Regions from separate parts of the Homo sapiens genome. Here region 2 is linked to region 1. A link is a contact called in ENCODE Hi-C or POLR2A ChIA-PET data. All regions are on one chromosome and are shown on one strand. The core of a region is the stretch at or near the end of the contact, and the rest is flanking DNA. Distances in the headings are between cores, read along the strand shown.

The links. A loop is a pair of places that touch in the nucleus more often than their neighbours do. ChIA-PET counts read pairs that join two places held with the same protein, here RNA polymerase II (POLR2A). Pooled maps may share reads with other maps.
Region 2: a map of PC-3 shows a loop between it and region 1 (2.9-fold over the local background). The contact joins the promoter of HDAC9-AS1 here to the enhancer-like site in region 1. A Hi-C loop is called at or near these places in 3 of 168 maps with a recorded cell type or tissue (PC-3, mammary epithelial cell and ovary) and 2 of 50 pooled maps. POLR2A ChIA-PET finds 5 or more read pairs at or near these places in 2 of 52 experiments (BJ and H1).

Annotation. Positions count from the first base shown.
Region 1 is chr7:19,019,263-19,025,247 of GRCh38, forward strand. No RefSeq gene overlaps it. Among named protein-coding and RNA genes, the nearest start is that of TWIST1, 95 kb to the right of the region's middle. Within about 2 kb of position 1,654, at least 2 of the 41 ENCODE cell types and tissues checked have a DNase peak (open chromatin) inside an H3K27ac peak, as active enhancers do; they include PC-3 and mammary epithelial cell, where a contact is called at or near this core.
Region 2 is chr7:18,897,878-18,904,358 of GRCh38, forward strand. HDAC9-AS1 (HDAC9 antisense RNA 1) reads right to left here and starts at 4,115. Exons shown (of 3, transcript XR_927081.3): 1 at 4,062-4,115. All of the region lies in intron 22 of HDAC9 (histone deacetylase 9), which reads left to right.

The DNA of each region.
Region 1 (5,985 bases), core at 404-2,903:
TAGATTGAAATGTTACTCCTACCCAAAAACACCCTCACAGACACATCCAGAATAATGTTTGTCCAAATGTCTGGGAGCCCTATGGTCCAGTCAAATAGACACATAAAATTAACCCTCATAAGTACACCCCTTGTCAATTTAGAGTCTATACCCATCTCCTTAAAGCAAATCTAATCTCCCATATCCACCTGACATGATACAAGTATTCTGCATATCACTAAAAAAGCACTACCTCTTCCCCTAAAGAGGAGGTAAAGTTCTTGAGTGATGTCTACTCTTCTCCTTCATATCCCATATGTTAAATACTATGATGTAAAGTTAACACATAATATGTCCTCACTAAACATTGTCCATAGGTTCTTGGAGACTGTGAGTAAGCAAAATGATGTATAATAAAACCAGTTTTACATAGGCTAATTGCTATTAATATAAACAAGAGTTAAGTTCCTATGGCAAATTTCTGATTACAAAAACATCATCAAATTTCTAAGACCCCAAAAACTTTTAATCTTAAACACTGAAATAAATGTGAGCTATCATACATTTAAGAAAGATTAATATTAAAAAATAAGTAAGATAATTATTTTTTCCAATTTTTGGTGAATCCATGAGTGATGGTGGCCATAGTGATGGTGGCTTAAACGAAGGAATAAGTGTCTATGAAGTGAAAATTATAAGGAGCATCTCCTCCCACCATAAAGTTTAAAAACCAATAAGAGCAAATACGGCAAAGTCACTGCATGCCTAAGTGCCACATCATTTATTGTCATGCATTAGTATGATTATCATATACATTATAAATGTTTATTTTACAATAATTTATATTCGTGTGTTCATTCACTTTCTAATTTGCATATTCCAGTTCAGGGTTGTGGGTGGCTGGAGCCTAATCTGGCAGCTCAAAGAACAAAGCAGTAACCAACACTGAACAGGATGTCATTTCATCACAAGGTACACTCACACACACACCCGCACTCACTCATACTGGAACAATTTGAACACACCTATTAACCTAATATGCACATCTTTGGGATGTGGCAGGAAACCAGAGTCTCCAGAGAAAACTCAATGCAGACAAGGGGAAATCTTGAGAACTCCACACAGACAGTGGCCCCTGCTGGGATTTTATTTCTTTTCTCATTAACATTGTAACAAAACAATGTTTAACAAAATGACTTCATTTTACAACCTGCTGTACTATGATATAAAGTCAATGTATCTTATGTTATATGACAAATGAATAAGAGAGGGAAGAAAAATATATTTGAGGTATTGATAGAGATAGATACATAGACAGACAGACAGACAGACAGACAGATAGATAGATAGATAGATACACACACATGCCCTAAGCATATTTATAACAAAATAAGGAGGAAATATTTATGACATTTACAGTCCTCATTTCTGTAACTGGTTCTGTAGTCATAGCTGGTGTTTATAACTACCTTCTACTATCCATTCTGCATTCCCTTGCCTTCAGCAAGAGTCTCAGCTGGTCATAATTCTTTACCTGATGAAGTGATCCAAATCTTCTGCCTGGATTGCTATAGTTTCCCATCGATCTTAATCACAGGGCTTGGTAATACTAAGAGACTCCCTATGAATTCTTTTGTATTCCAGACATACTCGTTCTTACCTCCATTGTGGAGTAGTACTCCAACTTTCCCTTGATATTCAGGATTAGTCACCCTAGCCAGCAAAGTGATTCTCTTCATTCCTGGTGATTCAGAAGCATAAGAATCCCAAATTGGTCAGGTAACCATCTTAATTTCCAGTTCAATGGAATCATTATTATGTCTTCTGATGGAAGCATTCTTTCTTTTGGGAATAAAACCTCTAGGCCAGCAGAGCATAAGACCAAGGGAAACAGAAACAAAGTTTGCTGGTCAGTCACTAAGGATAATTTTGAGTGGTGCCATTCCCATTTCCACCCTTGATTCCTAGACCTGTAAGTCCTGGCTATGGAGAAATAACTCCTCTATTGGACATTGATGCAGAACGTATAATCCTATGTAGAACCTTGTTCCAGCCCTGCAAGGTATTGCCACATAACTGTTACTGTAAGAGAGTCTCCTAAAGGCCGTTCCACTTTTCTATCAAGCATTTGCTTCAGGATAAGAATAAACCTGGTAAGACCAGTGAATTTCACGAGCATGGGCCCTTTGCTGCACAAGGCATTCTGTAAATCCACAGAAGAGAGTTTTGCCAAAAGCACTGCATGACAGGAAGGCAAATCTATGTCCAGAGCGTCTATTCCGGTAAGAATAAAATGCTGCCCCTTCTATGATGGAAGTAGCTCAGTGGAATCAACCTTCCACCAGAAAATGGTTGCATAGAGAATTCAGCATTGGCCTCCACTGACGACAGATTGGGCATTCAACAGTGGAGGTGGCCAGGCACCCTTGAAGAGTGGAAGCCCATTTTGCTGAGCTCATGCATAACTTCCATTCTCACCACCATGGTCACTTTGCTCAGAAGCCCACTGGGTGATAAGAAGAGTAGCTGGGGAAAGAGGCTGACTGGTATCTATAGAACAAGTCATTCTGTACCCTTGATTATTCAAATCTCCCTTGGCTGAAGTCACCCTTTGGTAGGCATTCACATGGAATACAAATATCTTGACAGTTTTTGCCCATTCAGAGAGGTTTATCTATATCTCTTCCCCGAATTTCCTTGTCACCAATTTTCTAACCATGTTTTTTCCAGTTGCCTGATCATCATGGCTATTGGCTACAGCCTATGAATTGCTATATAATCATATGTCTGGTCATTTATCCTTCCAAGCAAAGTAAACAACCAGGTTCCCTGCTTGAAGTTTTGCCCACTAGAAGAATTTCACTCCCCCATTATGTTCCAAGTATGTCCCAGTAAGAGGCTGTAATGCAACTGCCTTTCGTTGGTGCCTGCCTATCATGCAGAACCATCTGTTAACTAAGCCCAAACTCTCTCTTCCTCTGTCAATTGCAGAGGACGCTCCTTGAGGCCATGGGTGCAAGCTGAGCGAGAAGACAGTGTAGTAGGAGTGGGGAACACGGACATTGGAATCACTTCTTCCTGTAAATTACTGTGCCTTCAGGGTCTACTCAAGCCTAATCATATAAATATCACTTCCGTTTGATAATGAGGTGTGCTGTGCATACTCAACTTGATGGCTTGGCAAGCCAGATAACATCCAGTTCATAATGAGCTGTTCAGGTAGGGCACATGGTAACTTGGTGATCCATGGTTAAGTGGTCAGTCTGTACGAAGGCCCAGTAGCAGTCCAAGAGCTATTTCTCAAAAGGAGTGTAGTTATCTGCAGAGGATGGCTGAGCACGGCTTCAAAATCCTAAGGGCCTGCACGAAAATTAACCTGTAGGGGTCTTCCAAATACTCCAAACAAAATCCCTGTCTGCTACTGGTACTGTGAGTACCATTGGATCTGTTGGATCTTATAGCCCAAGTGGCAGAGCAGCCTGCATAGCAACCTGGACCTGCTGTAGAGCCTTCTCTTGTTCTGGCCCCAGCTCAAAACCAGCAGCTATTGAGGTTATTGGGTAAATAGGTCAGAGTTTCACACCCAAATGAGAAATATATTCCTCTAAAATCAAAAAAGGGCCACTAGGCATTGTGCCTCCTTTTTGGTTGCAGGAGAGGCCAGGATAAGATAAGGCCAGGATATGATAAGGATAAGAACAAATTATCCTTGACCTTAGAGGGGATATCTCCACATGCCCCACACCACTGGACCCTCAGAATTTCCCTGCCTCTTGAATTTTTGTCAAATTTATTTGCCACTCTCTGACACACAAATTTCTTACCAATAAGTGTAGAGTAGTTGTTATATATTTCTCACTAGTTCCAATCAGCATAATGTTATTACATAAATATAATGGACCAGTGTGATGTAGAAGGAAAAAGCAGTCAAAACCCCTACAATCTAAATTATAACATAGGGCTAGAGAGTTAATATATCCCTGAGGTATGACAGTGAAGGTTTATTGCTGGTCAGCTAGAAGAAAACTCCTGATTATTCTTATAAGGCATTTGCCACATCAATAGCTGCATACCAGGTATAAATTGATGTATCAGTTTCCACAAGCAATGAAACCATATGTTTCAGCAGCTGCAATTGGAGTTACCACCTGGTCGAGCTGATGGTACTATCAGTCTCTAACATCCATTTGTGCTTTGCACAGGCCAAAGAGGTGAATTGAAAGGGGATGCAGGGGGAATCACCACCTCTGCATCTTTCAAGTCCTTCATGGTGGTACCAATTTCTATAATGCCCCAGGAATGTGGCATTGCTCTTAGTTTACTATCTTCCTAGGTAGACACAGTTCTAGCGGCTCCCCCTTGCCTTTTCCCACCATAATAGCCCTCACTTCACAGGTCAGGGAACAAATGTGGGACTTTGATTAGCTGACCCAATGTCCCCCCTGGAGGTTACTGTGAAAATGTGCTAGGCACATCTGATAAACTGTTACATAGGACTGTGTGTGCCAAAGCAATTCCTACACTAGATCATCAGGGCCATTCAGCTCTCTGCCCTGATGGATCTCCCGCTTTATCGTACAGCAAACATGTATTTACCATTAGGAAAGTCATTAACTTTACAAGGAGAACTACAAATACTGTTAGGAAAGGCCATGCATTAGATTAAAACGCATTTATCCACAGAGCAGTAAGTAAAAGCAGAACGTGGATGGTAGAGATAACTGAACATTTCAAAGAAAAGCATCTCACCGGGAAAGCAGGAAAGTGCTTCAGGAGCTAAGTACGAACTACTTTACACTGATACTGTAGGAAAATCTTCAAAAGGAAGAGTTACACATTGCCCTTTACTATGATTAACAATTTTGCTTCAAGTAGAAACTGGAATCTCTGTCTTTCCTGTTCATCTACACCGACAAAAATTTTTTGTAGAAAAAAAACTTTCTTTATATTCATCTATTCACATAGGAAAAAAAAGTATGTGGATTATTGACTGGTTTCATTAAAATCTGACCAGACTGAAAAGAAATAGTCTTATTTTTCAAGGCTCTAAGAAATTGTGAAGCCTCTGCTGATTAGTATATGACAGATATAATACCATAGCCTATTAGCTTGGGCATCATTAACAAATAGCTTCTGCACTCGGCAGTTGCCACAGCGGAGTTTTCTTGCCTTCAGAAGGAAGTACTATTCGGAATGTTAACTTGATAACTATGATTGTTGTGAGCTGAATCATGCTATGTCTGTGGGGTAAGTCTAACTGTGTTGCTGCCTTGGAAGCCAACTGTAAAATGTACTAAAATATCATTGGAAAACGGGGCCAGCTAACTCAGGTTTCCACATGAGACTTTTTATATAACTGGCAAAAGGTCAATTAGCCCTGATTTCCCTGAAAAAGATAGCACCCCAGAGTGGAAATAAAACACAGTCATCATCTGGACTAGCCTGACTTTATTGAAAAGTTTTGTCACAGACATGTGTAGGTTATGTGGTGCAACTGCAGGGCTCGATCCCTGGGACCTACAAAGCCACACTTGCCTGAAGTTGGCAGCCACAGGGCAGATTACCAGAACAGGTGATGTAAAGTTCTATCTATAAATAGAAACCATTTACTTGGTATCCAAAGAAGTTATTTAGTTCTGAAAATCACACACAAAAAAATGAAGACAAAAAATGGAATAATATGTTGAAATTTGGGGTGGAGAGCCTGGGTGCAGTGGTTCATGCCTGTAATCCCAGCACTTTGGGAGGCCGATGGGGGCGGATCATGAGGTCAGGAGATCGAGACCATCCTGGCTAACACAGTGAAACCCCATCTCTACTAAAAATACAAAAAATTAGCTGGGCATGGTGGTGGGTGCCTGTAGTCCCAGCTACTGGGGAGGCTGAGGCAGGAGAATGACGTGAACCTGGGAGGTGGAGCTTGCAGTGAGCGGAGATTATGCCACTGCACTCCAGCCTGGGTGACAGAGCGAGACTCTGTCTCAAAAAAAAAAAAAAAAATTTGGG
Region 2 (6,481 bases), core at 2,865-5,364, 120 kb before region 1:
CATGGATCCAATGCTTTTAAATATCGTGTCCATGTGTGATCTTTCTAGACACAGTTTTTTACTGTCACTTTTAAAATGTTCCCTATAAGTCAATCTCTTCAGGAACAAATACATTTTTGTATATGCATGAATAGTAAAATATATTTCACACATTTCTTTAATCATCTCCTCTGGACCATAAAGTCATACATGGCAACTGACCTTGTAAAGCACCATTTTAGACATTTCTTGGTGGAATTATTTCTTAATGATTGAATCATTCATTGATTTATTTGTTTTGTTTTAAAACATTTATTGAGTTTTTAACATTGGGGAAGCATTCATAGTCTATTAAGACAGACACATACACAATTATGACAATATATTTGTAAAATAATATTCTATGGGAACATAGATGAAGAAGTACATCAGATTACCTGGTTGAGTAAAGACCTCACTGACAAGGTAACTTGTATATGGCATAAAAAGATGAGTGGTACACAGCCAAATGGAACAAATAGCTAAAAATTTTTTACATAAATATTTTAAAAATTCTAAAAGCATGTTATATTTTCAGAAAAATAATGAGTGGCCTCATGTTAATAGTGTTTGAGGTATGTGAAGGAGAGTAATTAAGAGAACATATTATTTCTGAAGGCGTTTCCTTTGACCACAAAATACTGTGAGTTTTATAAAGAAATATTGAGAGAGGCAGTATCTCATTTTATCTAAGTTACAAACTCAGAGAAAGGGTATGTACTCAGAGAAAGGGTGTTTACTGTATATATATCTACTTACTTATCTATCCATTGATCATCAGTCTGCTTATGTTGGAATTCACATTTACAACATTTGAATGGAAAAAAAGGATAAGACTTTTTTTTTATAAGTGAGTCTGATTTAGTTGATTGGTGTGACAAGGAAGACTGGTATTGTCTATCTGATTGCATAGTGGACATTTTCCATAAATTGAATCAGCTAAATCCAGAGGTCCAATATTTTGAGGAAATGTTTTTAAATCACTTACACAATATGCTTAAAAGTATATCCTTTAAGAAATACTAACTCATAAAAATATTAGACATCCCCTTAAAAGACGAAAGAAGGTATATAGTTTTTCAAATTCTGTTACGCTTATGCTACCAAAAAGTATGAAGATTGCTGAGTTAGGAAGTTATTGCATAGGGAAAGTTTCCAAAGTATGGCTTAGGTTTTGGAATCTCCACTAAGCAAACTGTTATTAATGAAAAAACATGTTTTAATGTTAGGATATATTTGCTATGGTTTGGCTGATTGAAAACATAACTTTTGGATGACAGCTAGACTGTCGTCCCTATTAATAAAAATGCTGTTTGGGTGTCTTGTCAATAGAGGACACTTTTCTTGTAGTGCTTAGATTTGAAGTGAGCTCCTATGTGGTAACTAGTAATTAGTAGGACTGAGTTTACTCACCTGATGTACTGGTATAATTTTTTTTTTCCCTGAAAGTTACTTGCTCTCCCTATAGCCAAACATGAACTTGATGTCTTCTTTTTTATTATCTTTTCTGAGATTGATGAAGAATCTGACAACCTAGGCTAGATCATGTTAAAGATGTTGACATGATGGAAGACTGTCGATTGCCAATAGTAAGTTTCAACTATGTAACAATTAAATAGATCGTACTTCAAAAATTTTATAGATTCAGAATCTACAGATTTTAATCATTTGGTTTAGTCCAGTTAAAATTAATAGTATATTAATTATTTCTTTGGAAGACATGGTGGTTAGCTTACCTTATAAATAATGTGAATACAGTGAGTTAATGATACAGTCTTTAAAAATCTATAAGCCTTGAACTATTCAATGTAATTTGTTATTTAACAAATTATCAGTGTAATTTGTTATATAACTAGGGTTATATAGCCCTAGTAGTATGGATAAAGATGGATATCCACACTAATCACATCTAACTTTTAACAAGCTTCATACTATCTGTGACCTGTAATATAAAAAAATTATCTTCAGTGTGGAAATACTATCAGAAAAATTCAAATTTCTATTCTCACAAATTGATAATGTGCATTTTCTGAAATAAAGTGTTGTTTGAAAGACTTGATAATACACACACAGAAAGATGATAGATTTCTCTGTACATGGATTTCAAACAAGGAGTTTCTCTAATTTAAAAAAAAATGAACTGGTCACACGATATATTCAAAACAAAACAAAGACTTCTATCAGCATAACATTCCAGAGGTTTTTTTCCCTGTCCAAAAGATGTATGAATACATACAAGAATTTTGCTTTAATTGTGATACTCTTAATTTCAAGTCTACAAAAACAACTCAAATCTATACATGCGCACACAGGTGCACACACACTAATGCACCTATGCATACTATCATTATTTAGAAATCAAAGATAAATAAATTTAAAATATGTCTCATTAGGACTGGGAAAACTCTAGGGTGCTTCTTCATGCTTTCTAAGCATGAAATGTACTTGATCCTGGGATGCTGTGAAAACGATGATTTAGCCCACTGAAGAACAGATGGCCCTTAATCACCCCATGTGGCTAAACACACAAATGCCAACCTCAGAGACGCCTTACCTTTGCCCTGTCTGTCCCCTCTAGGCTAGTCCTGCTATATTAAGGGTTATTGCCTTTCTGGCCCTCCCTGCAATCAGCTTTTGAAGTCCATGGCCAAGAAGGCAGTGTGAGAATACCATTATGAGAGAGGTGTTTGCTTAAAGTCATAGTCCGGACAAGATCCCATGGACCCCTTGATAGTCTAGCAGGGAGCCACAAACTTTAGCCAATATCTTCTAATTCCCTGAGGATTCAGAACTGCCCACCATAAAAACATAATGGGCTGTTTATCTGAGCAGCCAGAAGATAACATCTTAAAGTTACAATCTGGGTTACAGACTGGTGACATAAAGCAATAAGAAGTACGAATACCACCCCTACCCTGGGAAAAACAACATGTGAACAGTCTAGTGTATAGATACCACTGGATGCCCTTTTCTCATGCTAATAAGAGCCACAACTTTCCCAACATTTTTCTGTTAAATAGATTAAATATACTTGGGAAGAAATGGATGGACCCCGCCCCTTACTCCATTTGCATGCTTTATACTGTTTTTGAAGTTTGGGACTATGTTAGGAAATATTCCCACTGGCACAATCAAGTGAATTTTTGTGGCACATTTTGACTTCTTTTCAAAGATTGCTTAAGTCCTGTGACATTAATCATGATCTTCTAATAATATACTACAGAGATTCCCAAAAAGATACTTTATTCCCAAGGCTCCAATACTGCAACAGATCAGACTCTCTTTCTCTCTCTGTATATATACTATATATACATATATATATATATACACACACACACACACACACACACACATATATACATATACATATATATATATATAAAATTGTATGAATAATATATTTTGTTCCTGTGATTCTTTGACTCTCTGCTGGGACAGAATTAAAATATCTCAGAGTTAAAAAAAATCCTCTTTTTTCCAAACGCCTGTTATTTGTCTGCATTGCTGACATTAGGGAAAAGAAAAGCTAGGTTTGATATTTCAACTGCATCAATTGAACACGTAATATAGTGGAGACTTTACAACTGTTTGTTTCTGGTAAGCCTGTTTGTTATTATTACCAGTCAACTGGGAGAATCCAATGCCTGTAGGGGATCCCACCCCCAACAAATGAATCTCTATGATTATGGAGAGTGACCAAATTAACCACATAATTGCTAGACTTAACCTCATTGTATAGTATGGGTATTTTACCACATATAAATATGGCCATGAACCAACTATATCTCAACCCACTTGGTTCGTTTTAAACATTTCCTGAACATCCAATAGGATTGTTTTCATAACTTATCTTATTTAATCATAAAAGTTGTTTCCATATATCAGTCCAGTATTTTTAATCTTTTAAATGTTCACATCTGCATATATACATTTCTAATCTACTGCATTTAACAAGCAGCTTTCTTTTTTATTTGTCCCAAGAGTATGTCATATTATTATTTTATGCCAGATTCAATTTAGTCACAAGTTTTGTCTGGCCTTACCTACTGTATTTTCTTCTACCCTTTCAGGAACCCTGTAAAGTGGCAGAGGAAAAGTTACACATGAAATTGCCCTAAAGTGTTTGGAAACAGCTTCAGTCACAACTGCATTGTGCTATGCAATAAAGCTACCCTCACAGGCAACTGTTGCTGGAGGCTGAAGCCTCTGGAATGAGTCTCAGGGAGAATGTACTGCATCCCAAACTGTCTTCCTTAAGGATGACAACAGTGAAATGTCTGCCCTGCTTGGGAACATGCACTAATGCTGCTTTCTCTTACAACTTGAAAACGTTTTATTGGCTTTAAGAATTTGTTTAATCAAATCCTAGTGAAGGTTCTTCTCACTCCTGGGGCTGTTTAGTAAAATATGGATTAGGGCAAAGCCCTCTAATGTGTCCTTAGGAGAGTCATCATGGTGAGATCTGTGGAGGGGTAGGGGAATGAACAGGCTCCAGAAGATTGCTTTTAGCCAAAAAAGAAGGAGAAAAATGAGGCTTTGGCAGGAATAACTCTCTGTGTTTGAAACCAAACTATGAAAGAAAAGTATGTGAGTAAAAAAGATTTCCCCAAAGATTCGTTTGGAATAGAATTTTCAATATAATGAAGATAAAGCAGTTTTGAGAACCCCCTCTAACAATATTTTATTTCTAATAGAATTGCCTGTGAGCAACTGAAACAATTGACAAGGGCAGGGGGAAATGATTGAATGAACTGCATCACTGAAATAAATAAAAATATGCTTACCTCAGGATATCTTGTTGGATTTCCTAAAATATAATTATTTAGCTACGTATTTGAATTAGCACATAAACAAATAAGGAACACTTTTGATTTTAATATCTGAGGAATGGAAAAGTTTGGAAAAAGAAATTTCACACTATTTATAAGTGAAATATGTCTCTAGTTTACATGTACAAATTTTCTGATTCCAGGAATCTCTGCAGTCTCGTTCCTTTGAGTGTTTTCTAATGAGTATAATCATCTATAGTAATAGTATTTATTTACATATGGCATTGTGCTAAGGGGTAAGCAAAACCAATTGTGCAGAGCTAGTCAGTCTGATATAATAAAGCATGATACACAGTTATGTAGGGGAATATGAACAAATATATTCAGCAATTTTCTTGCATGAGCAATTTGAAAACAATTTTACATGTTCAGGCCAGAGAATACATGTTTGATCAGAGTAGGAGAAAGGAGGTGCTTTGAGAAATGATGGAATTTCAGCCTGATGGTTAACTATAGCAAGGGCTGTGGAACTAAATAAACCTGCATTTGGGTCCTGACTTGGCCCTTCTAAGCAATAACATGACTTTAGGCAAGTTGTTAATTTTTTTAAATCCCAGTTTTCTCATTTGTAAAACATAGATGACAACTGCATTTTATTCATAGTTTACGTAAAATACTTGTGTGGCGCCTAAGCAATGGTGTTAGACCAAAATCAGGGAATCGGTAATAATCCTTTCAAGTTTTAATCCATTTTCATCTTTTTTGACTTCTTTATTACATATCCTTCCTCTTGTCAATCTTTCAAATAGACATCCAGTGGAATTTCCTCTCTTCCACATTCTGAGGCCATCCCTAGAGTTTCTGTTTTTAGCTTCCTTAACTCTTTTTTACCATCGTTTCACTGGCAGCCAGCATGTGACCCTGAAAAGGTGAATTTTCATACCCTTGCAGAAAATGTTGACAGCTTTCTTATCTTTGTGTCAGCTATTTACGCCCATTTACTCCTCACTATCTTTCTGACAAACATTCTCATTTATTCTACCTACATCCTAAAGTAAGCCCTGATAAAATGAAGCTTCAATTCCACTCCTAAGATCTCTTCTCTCTTTCATTGTTAGTCACCGTTAGTCGAGAATGTACCATTTGGCTCACTCTGGCTTAGGATCTTTGTAGTCAAGCATGCTGTTCTCTCTCTCTATTTTATCAATCTGGAGTCACTTTAATGTTCCAAATGGAATTGGAGCCAGATACCTCATATTCTGTTCACCTCCACATGACCCTTACACAACTGGCAACAAATCTAGGATGAGAATAATGCTGGCTACGATTGGGAACAGAGATTCTGATGGAAGTCTGTAGTTTCGATAGTCATAATTACAATACACACAATTCCTGTCCTTCCCCAAACACCCAACAATTGGAACAAGTACGAGCTTTAGCATTCCTTGGATTAAAAATATGTATTTTCCCGATTTCTTTTAAGTAGATAAAGTTTACTTTCTACTTTAGTGGCAAGTATGAATTTACTGAAATAGTAAGGTTTTCTGCTTTACATATTCATACAATAAAAGTAGAAGATAATTATGAGAGATACATTCTTCTTCCCAGTCCAACCATGTTATAAAAGGAGGATTTAAAAAAATGCTGCTACCAGGTGAAAGAATTCACAGATTATCTATGATGATCAGGGTGCT